Linked DNA regions of Homo sapiens: regions 1 and 3 are each linked to region 2. Evidence: chromatin contacts called from ENCODE Hi-C or POLR2A ChIA-PET data. All regions are on one chromosome and are shown on one strand. Each heading gives the region's core, a stretch centred on a gene start or an enhancer-like site at or near the end of the contact. The rest is flanking DNA. Distances are from core to core; before and after follow the strand shown. Region 1 holds the start of LMAN2L (lectin, mannose binding 2 like). Region 2 holds the start of ADRA2B (adrenoceptor alpha 2B). Region 3 holds the start of SEMA4C (semaphorin 4C).

What was found. Hi-C counts contacts between places; a loop is a spot of excess contacts on that map. ChIA-PET counts read pairs that join two places held with the same protein, here RNA polymerase II (POLR2A). Pooled maps may share reads with other maps.
Region 1: a loop to region 2 is called in a pooled map, with 8 times the contacts of the local background. The contact joins the promoter of LMAN2L here to the promoter of ADRA2B in region 2. A Hi-C loop is called at or near these places in 5 of 50 pooled maps.
Region 3: a pooled map shows a loop between it and region 2 (5-fold over the local background). The contact joins the promoter of SEMA4C here to the promoter of ADRA2B in region 2. A Hi-C loop is called at or near these places in 1 of 50 pooled maps. POLR2A ChIA-PET finds 5 or more read pairs at or near these places in 3 of 52 experiments (AG04449, GM12878 and HEK293).

The regions. Positions count from the first base shown.
Region 1 is chr2:96,738,743-96,741,485 of GRCh38, forward strand. It overlaps LMAN2L (lectin, mannose binding 2 like), which reads right to left and starts at 1,322. Exons shown (of 8, transcript NM_030805.4): 1 at 1,112-1,322. The coding sequence starts at 1,298. RefSeq lists enhancers at 1-637, 638-1,575.
Region 2 is chr2:96,115,271-96,118,160 of GRCh38, forward strand. It overlaps ADRA2B (adrenoceptor alpha 2B), which reads right to left and starts at 1,301. Exons shown (of 1, transcript NM_000682.7): 1 at 1-1,301. The coding sequence starts at 879. RefSeq lists silencers at 1,201-1,290, 1,391-1,550, 1,561-2,020, 2,061-2,130.
Region 3 is chr2:96,868,592-96,871,428 of GRCh38, forward strand. SEMA4C (semaphorin 4C) reads right to left here and starts at 1,489. Exons shown (of 15, transcript NM_017789.5): 1 at 1,285-1,489. It overlaps LOC124908044 (collagen alpha-1(I) chain-like), which reads left to right. Exons shown (of 3, transcript XM_047446878.1): 2 at 1-158; 3 at 437-2,532. The coding sequence ends at 1,444. RefSeq lists silencers at 12-631, 682-841, 1,162-1,261, 1,282-1,351, 1,382-1,481 and 1 more.

The DNA.
Region 1 (2,743 bases), core at 72-2,571, 620 kb after region 2:
TTTTTTTTTTTTCTTTGAGATGGAGTCTCGCTCTGTTGCCCAGGCTGAAGTGCAGTGGCATGACCTCGGCTCACTGTAAGCTCTGCCTCCCGGGTTCACGCCATTCTCCTGCCTCAGCCTCCTGAGTAGCTGGGACTACAGGCGCCCGCCACCACACCTGGCTAATTTTTTTGTATTTTCAGCAGAGATGGGGTTTCACCGTGTTAGCTAGGATGGTCTCAATCTCCTGACCTCGTGATCCGCCCACCTCGGCCTCCCAAAGTGCGGAGATTACAGGCGTGAGCCACCGCCCCAGCCGTCACATTCTTTCTTTAAACAATCCTTAAAGTGTGAAGCTACTCCCTGTACCCTCACCTATAAACTTCTTTAAGAATGAAAACTTTGTGTCTGCAAACCCATAAGCATTAGCAAAGAGACAGCACAGAGGCACTCCAGGCATGTAAGTGAATAAATGATTACCCTTAGTAGTAGAGTATACTCTTGCACTTTGAATTGTTTTCTGTCCCACTACCTACGCCTTAGTGGGGAAAGACTTGTGTTAGTTAAGCCATCTGCACTGGTTTGTCATCGTTTTGTGGCTAACTGCATTAATTTTCTGGCTGATAAGCTGTGCTTAGAGTTCTGTGAACCCTAACCTCTTTCACCAACAGGGCCCCTAGGCTGGAGAAGAGAAGGTGGTTCTACCCAGCAACATAAATTTATCATCTTCTCATTTCGTTCAAGTTCTACCCCAGTTCTTCCTCCTGCTTTATTTCTAGCACATCCACAGGTCCATCTGGAGACTGGCTCATTGCTAGTAGCCCTCAATCACTCCTCACCATTCTCAATTCTCTCCCCTTCCCAAACTCCTCCTGTCTAACTCCAGGCCTAGTACTAGTGGCACCCGACAGCCCTGCCTTTACCTACTGGAAACTTCCAGAGCTTGGCAGGCACACCTAACTCCTGCCTTTCAGACCTGTGGCTCCCAAACGCGGAGGGAGTCTCCGTGGGCCCCACCACCGCCAGCAGTTTCCTCCGGGCCACGAAGCCCTTCGCCGCCCCCGCCTCTACCCCTGAAATCAAGTCCCGAAGCCCGCCCCACTGCACGACCACCTCACCCTGGGCGCCTCACCCTGGTAGGGCTTCGACAGCGAGTGCTCCCGTTTCAAGTACTCGAACGTTTGACCCGCCCCGACTTGCTGTGGCCCCTGCCCAGACCCCAACAAAAGAAGAAGGAGTAACATCCTGGACCCATCCCGAGCCGACAAACATCGCCGCCACTGCTGCCACGACCCAAGGGGTCCCAGAGTCGCCGCCATCTTTCCCACCAACGACCCTTCATCAAAAGCCCGCCCCGTCGCCCAACCCATTGGCCCGAAGAGCCATCTGCCCTGCGTCCTATTGGCTTTCGTCAAGCCCCCGCCCCTGCAGGTGACTATATCACCGATTGGCTGGCTTCTGTATCAGTTGCCTTGCCAACCCAGAAAAGGGGCGTAGCCGAATGCCCAGCCCCCCCCCTTATTTGCATTTGCCCTGAGTTCCACTAGGCTTGCTGGGATACGTAGTTTATTTGTATTTTGTTTTCTGCGTACGAGAGTAAATTTAAAGAGATAAAACGTTTCTTCTGGTCCCAAACATTCTATCCTCTCTGCAATAGTACGCTCCTGACTGCAGCTCTCTGAATCAATTTGGAAGATATAGCAGTGAAAGGAGAAATAGACAAATCCGTAAAATAGCTGGAAAACTATCAATTTATAAAAGACTTGAACAGCACTACCAACTAACTTGACCTGATGATATTTATAGAAACTCCACCTAACAACTGCGGAAGACACATTCTCTTCAAATGCAAATGACTCCTTTGCCGTGATAGTCTGGGCCATCAAGCAACCTACAGATATAAAAGAACTGAAAGCACACAAATTAATTAATTCTAAAAGCCATCACCTCCTTTCCTCCCTTCCTCTTTTTTTTCTTTTTGGTTTGAGACGAGGTCTTGGCCAGGCGCGGTGGCTCACGCCTGTAATCCCAGCACTTTGGGAGGCCGAGGCAGGCGGATCACCTGAGGTTGGGAGTTCGAGACCAGCCTGACCAAGGTGGAGAAACCCCGTCTCTATTAAAAATAAAAAAAAAAATTAGCCAGGCGTGGTGGCACGTGCCTGTAATCCCAGCTACTGGGAGGCTGAGGCAGGAGAATCGCTTGAACCTGGGAGGCAGAGGTTGCAGTGAGCCGAGACCAAGCCATTGCACTCCAGCCTGGGCCACATAGAGCAAAACTCCATCTCAAAAAAAAAAAAAAAAAGAGAGACAAGGTCTTGCTCTGTTGCCCAGGCTGGAGTGCAGTGGCACAATCTCAGCTCCAGCCTCTCCCTCCCTGGCTGAAGTGATCCTGCCACCTTAGCCTCCTGAGTTACTGGGACTACAGGCACATCCCTTCGTCTTTATCCGGCACCACAACATGTGTCCAGACTGGTCTCCACGTAGCCACTAAAGTGATCCAAACTATCTAACCATGGTAAGTGTCAGGGTTAAATGAGTCAATATTGGTAAACCTCTTAGAACAGTGCCTTGCGTGTAGTAAGCACTATTTCTTTCTTTTTTCTTTTCTTTTTTTTTTTGTTTTTGTTTTTGTTTTTGTTTTTGAGACAGGGTCTCTCTCTGTCACCCAGGCTGGAGTGCAGTGGCATGACCACAGCCTCAACCTCCTGGACTCAAGGGATCTTCCCACTTCAGCCTCTCAAGTAGCTGGGACTACAGGTGTGTG
Region 2 (2,890 bases), core at 51-2,550:
TGGAGATGCCCCACAAACACCCTCCTTCTGGCCCTGGCCTGAGTTGGGAAGGGCAGCCCAACTGGGTGGCAAGGCCCGGGTCCCAGTATCTTCAGGGGTCTCCCCCTCCTCCTTCTCCCCAGTGGACTTCGAGTGTCCGTTGACCTCTCTGGCAGAAGCCACAGAGGCCAGGGCTGGCAGTTTGGCTGAGGCCAAAGCCCCACCATGGTCGGGTCGGGGCTGCTTGGACTCACCCTGCCCAGGCCCCCCCTTGGCCCTGGGACCTCTGCGGTTGCTGCGTTTGGCGATCAGGTAGATGCGCAGGTAGACAAGGATCATGATGAGGCAAGGAGCAAAGAAAGATCCGATGCTGGAGGCCAGGATGTACCAGGCCTCCTGGTTGAGCTTGCACTGGGGGCGCCCGCGCGGCTGGGGGCCCTGGTCGCCCTTGTAGATGAGGGGCGGCAGCGAGATGACGGCGGCGATGAGCCACACAGTGAGGATGATGCACTTGATGCGGCGCGGGGTGCGCTTGGAGTTGTACTCCAGCGCGCGGCTCACGGCCCAGTAGCGGTCCAGGCTGATGGCGCACAGGTGCACGATGGACGAGGTGCAGAAGAGCACGTCGAGCGCCAGGTACACCTCGCACCACGTGCGCCGGAAGTACCAGTAGCCCAGCAGCTCGTTGGCCAGCGAGAAAGGGATGATGAGCGTGGCCACCAGGATGTCGGCGGCGGCCAGCGACACCAGGAACAGGTTCTGAGGGGCGCGCAGCGAGCGGCTGGTCAACACAGCCAGGATGACCAGAGCGTTGCCGAAGATGGTAAAGAGAATGAGGAAGGTGATGGCCGCCGCTATGGCCGCTGTGGCCTGCACGGAGTAGGGGTCCTGGTGGTCCATGACGGGGCGGGAGGTGGGCAGAGGGAGCGCTGCCCGCCCAGTGCGCACCGTGGACGACAGCGCTGCCCGGCTCGGCTAGACAAGAGCGTCGCCCCTCGGGCGGCGCCGAGGGCGCTGGAGCCCCATGGCCTGGACGAGCGGGGCCTAGGAGGTCGGGAACACCCAGGACCAGCAGCCGCCCTCCTACATCCTCCTCCACCGGTGCCCGGGGTCCCTGCCGTCCGCCCCAGAGAAGTTTCCCAAGTTGTCCCGCCGCCGTCCCCGTCCCGCCCGGGACCGGAGAAAGTCGCGCCCTCCCGCCACGCGGATGCCGTACGCTCTGGGGGCGCGGGCCGGGCTGGGCCGGTTCTTAAAGGAGGCGCGGAGGACCTTGCGCCCGCTCAGCTCGCAGGCTTTCGCCCCAGCCGCGCCTGCAGGGGAGTGGGGAGCGGGGAGAGCGGCTGGAGGAAGGCGGAGACTGGAGGCGGGCGCGGGAGCGGGCGGGAGGCGGGGCGGTGGGCGGACCGAGGTGGGCTGAAGGTGCGCTTCGCGGGAGGCGTGAGCCCGGGACTTCCCGCGCCCGGACCCCGCCCAGCGCCTCTACCTGCCTTCCTCCCGGCGGCCGCGCCTCGGGAGAGCGGAGGGGCCCGGCGGCCGGGGTCTCCGGCCCCCAGGCAGGACGCGCGCAGCTGTGGAGGGGTCGGTGGGTGCCGGGAGCCGGGACGCGGAGCTAGCGCGCGGGCCGGCACCGGGACGGGACACTTCTCCCGGGGGAACCGGGCTGGGCCCGGCGCCGGTGCGCCCTGCTCTGCCTTCCGCCGCTCGGGAGCCCGCAGGGAGGGCAGGGCGGGCGTGGGGCTGGGGCGCCGGGTCGCAATACACCACAACCCCGCCCGGCTCGGCCGTGGAGACGCCCTGCGGAGAGGTGGGGGAGCGGGGAGCGGGGAGCCGGTCCCGACCCTTTCCCAGGCGCTGCCCCTCGCGGACCAGCTCCGTCGGGCCAGCGCCGCGCGAGGAGGGCGCGTCCCGGCCTGCGAGCGCCCCCTGCTGCCGCCCGCGGGCCCAGCCCGTCAGCGGCAGCCCGGGTCCCGGAGCCAGCGCTCGCAGCCTGGGTCTTAGGACTTCGGCTTCTTGTGTCTCCGCAGCTGCCTCAGTTTCCTCCATTAAGGGCAAAGGAGGTAACAGGGAAACTGGCTTGGACTCGAATCACAGCATCAACTGCGATTCAGCCAAGGGTTTGTACGGGGCACAGGGCGAGCTGCCGCCCCTTGACTAATGCGAAGGGGAGGTCCCTTCCTTGCCGTGGGGGAGTAAAGGGTGGGGACTTTGTCACACAGCTCCGAGAAAAAGCAGGTCTCAGGGGCAGCCGTGAAGAGAGGAGCGTCCCTCCGCTTCTGTAGTGACCCCGGGGGAAGGGGTTGACCCTCCCTCCCTGCTGCGGTCCTGCCCCACATACACACTGAAGCCCTTCTGGGGGTGACAGTGGAAAGAGGGTTGGGGTAAAAAGAAACTTCAGACTAAGGCCCCCCACTCGCCTTCAAAGCGCTATGAGCAACTGTTCTCCCTCAGGGCCCCAACTCACTCTCCCTGCCACACCGCCACCAGCACCAGCCTGGGCAGCCCTGAGGGCATGTTTCCCCGGTTCTGGAGCCCCTAATGTCATAAGCCCCGCCTCGAGCCAGGCCTCTTATTCACAGCCCACGACTCTGCAAGGCATCCTCTGTATAAATAAGCACCAATCCACCTCTGACAGTGGGGCTCCCCCAGGCCCCGTCCAACCTGCTGGACCTCCTCTCCTCCCTGCTCCCTCCATGGGAGCAGAGCACGTGGCCTCTCAGTGCCCACGGACAATGTCTAGCGCCTCCCCAGGCTCAGGTGGGAGGTGCCCCGTCTCAGGTACCCAGACCAGCACCCCCAGCCACGGGGGTGTGTTGGGAGTAGGTGCCTCCTTGATCCCCCCATCCCTGTCATTCTGCCAGACTCCCCAGCTTCTGGTGAGGTGCAAGTGCCCACAGCCCATGGGGTGGATGCT
Region 3 (2,837 bases), core at 239-2,738, 750 kb after region 2:
CAGGAAGTGGGTGGGATGGGCGTGGAAATGACCAGGGCCTCATCCTGTTCCTCGCACTGCCTCCTCCGAAACACCAGCCCTCTGGCGGAGGGGCGGTGGGGGGACCGAGCTCGGGTCGAGTCGGGGACTCCGGCGGCGCGCGCAGGCGACGGGGGGAGGTAGGGGCGGGGACGCGAGGGGGTTCCTCCCGGGCCGCTGGCAACGCGCCGCGCACGGCCGGCACCCGCTGCGCTCCCGCGACTCTGACGAACCTTCCCAACTCGGGGACTGCGCCCCAGGGACCCTGGCCTGGGCGGGCCAGCGGGATTGGCTTCCCCTGCTCCAGCCTTCCCGTGCCAGGGGCGGAGACGCAGAAGCTGGGGACCTGCTCACCCCCAAACAAAGGGTCCCCGCCAAGACCCCGTCCCGGGTCCCCCCGGGTTCTCCCCTCCCCCAGCTCCAGGGATTTGAACGCAAACAAAGCGGCGGCGCGGGGAGCGTGGCGAGCCCGGCCTGCGGACGCCCCCTGTCGGCCCAGAGCCCCGGCGCGGGAGAGCGGGGGCTGCGCCCCAGACCAGCCCCCCAAAACGCCCGCGGCCTCATCTCGGCTCCTTACCCGAGGATCGGGCCGCACCCCGTGGCGTGCTCCGAGGATCCGCCCGGCAGCGGTGCTCCCACCCGCAGCTCCCCCCAGGGCGAGGAAACGGGCAGCCGGGAGGAGGGGTTGGGGGGAGGGGTGCGGGATCCAGGCGGGGCACCCCACACCCTCGCCCACCCCGAGCGGCCAGCCGTGGACCGCGGCCCTCCCTGCAGGGCGAGCGCTCCAGCCGGGGACGGCGCGGCCCGGCTCGGCCCGGGGGCCTGGCTTTCCGGGACAACCCGCCTCCCCAGCGGAATGGGCGGGCGGGCGGGGGGCCGCGGCAGGGAAATCCGATCCCACAACATCGGCCTCCCTCCAAGCCCGCCCCAAACTTTCCATCGGGGGTGGGAGCGCCGAGGGCAGTCCAGGAGCCTGGCGAGGATCCCGGCCGCGGACCGGACCGCGCGAGGAACCCTCGCTGGCGCGCCCCTCCGGCCCCGGGGCTGCGGGGCTGCAGGTGCTGTGCGCCCCACTCCCGAGACCCTGCGAAGCAGCCGCGGGGGTCGCAGGAAGGATCCCCGCGTACAGCCGTCTCCGCCGCCGCGGCTCCCCGCGCCCCAGCCCCTGTCCCTCCCGCGTCCGGCAGCCCCTGCCCAAGCAAAGGGACAAAGCGGCGGCTCCGGGGCCCCGCGGCTCCAGCCTCACGCAAGCCCGGCCTCGCTCACCTATTGCGCGCAGCTCCAGTCCCCGGGCGCCGCCCTCGCGTTCGGCTCTGACCGCCGTCCACCCCTGCCCCCGCGTCGCCGCCTGCCCGCGCTCGCCCGCCAGCCCTCCGCGGCCTCTCTGCCACCGCCCCTCCGTCCCCGCCCGGCTCCGCGCCCCTAGGCTCGGGCTCCCCGCGCCACCACGGCGGGCGCCGGCTCTTTCTCCAGCGCGGCCGCGGCTCTCCGCCCCCTTCCCCTTGACGTCAGGCTGGGGGGGTCGAGCGGAGGCCGGGGGCGGGCCGCGAAGGCTCGCTCAGGAGGGGGCTGCGACCCGCAGCGACCTGTGGACCCGCCCGCTCTCCGCCCGGGGGCTCGGACCTCCGCCTCTCTGGGTGCCCGGACCTCAACCCCTCCGGGTGTCCAGCAGCCCCGGGGCTCGGAGTCGCGGGCTGCGCCACAGCGCCTGGAGGGAGGTGGGGCGGGGGAGGGACTCCGGGTATGGCCACGGGGGAATCACACTCACCCGATCTTTCTGAAGTGTCCCCCGAAGACTCCGGGCGGGCTGGGCTGGGGAGAGGGACTCCCGACCGTGCAGTTGCAGGAACGACCGCGGGCGAGCCACGTCGAGGCGAGTATCCAGGGGAGGCACGCTGGGGGAACCGAGGCGTCTTTTGGGGCGGACCAGAGGGGTCTGCCGTTTGGCCCCCAATTCTGCCTCTTTCTAGGCCCCGAGGACCACTGGTCCCTGCCCTCAAGTCTGGAAAGGGCTTCACCAGCCAGGAAGACCCTTCAATCAACAGAAAGGGCCTGCTCCTGCTTCTCACGCTTTGGGCAAAGCGCCTATCCCCAGAAAATGACTCCTCGTGCCACTGGAAGGCTGATTAACAAGTGGCATGAGCCCTACTGTTCAGATGAAAGGGGCTGTGGGGAGCCACGCTGCAGAACCACCGCCACCTTCAGAACCACCAGCCTCCGCCCACAGCCACTCCTAGAAGCAACTTGTAGCTCTGGCCTCATGGGCGGTGCAGCGTCTTTCCTGCCAGCTGGTCCTCTGAGCTGGGCAGGTGGTTAGAAGAGGTGGTCCTCATGGAGGACACCCCACGGGCACCTGGAGACAGATGCTACCTCCTGGCTAGGGGCAAAAGGCAGAGGTGAAGGGGCTTGACGTCCTGAGGTTTGGAGGTAACTTTAAGCCAGGGTGCAGTCCTGGAGGGGAGGAACACTTCAGGCTGCGTCAGCAGATCTGGATTATAAATCAGTCCGACAGCAGCTTTTGTTCTGGGTTAAAACTTGGCATCTGAAAAGTGGAGACCAGAAAAGTGGTGGAGATAATTGAGAAAAGCAGCCCAGTTTGGTTTCAGTAACAATCGGGTCTTTGCTGGTACACATAATGGCCCCTTCTCCCTTGCTGGCCAAAGCCACGTTTCCCAGCTCTTTTCCACTAGGAAAAAGAAAAAAAGCTGTGGCCTTGGAGATGCTGGAGATAATGACCATGGGGTGGGCAGGGAAGGCCTCCTGCTTCAGCTGACAAGGTGGGAGAAGGTGTGTCACCCTCGTGTTTAGTTTATTCCCCG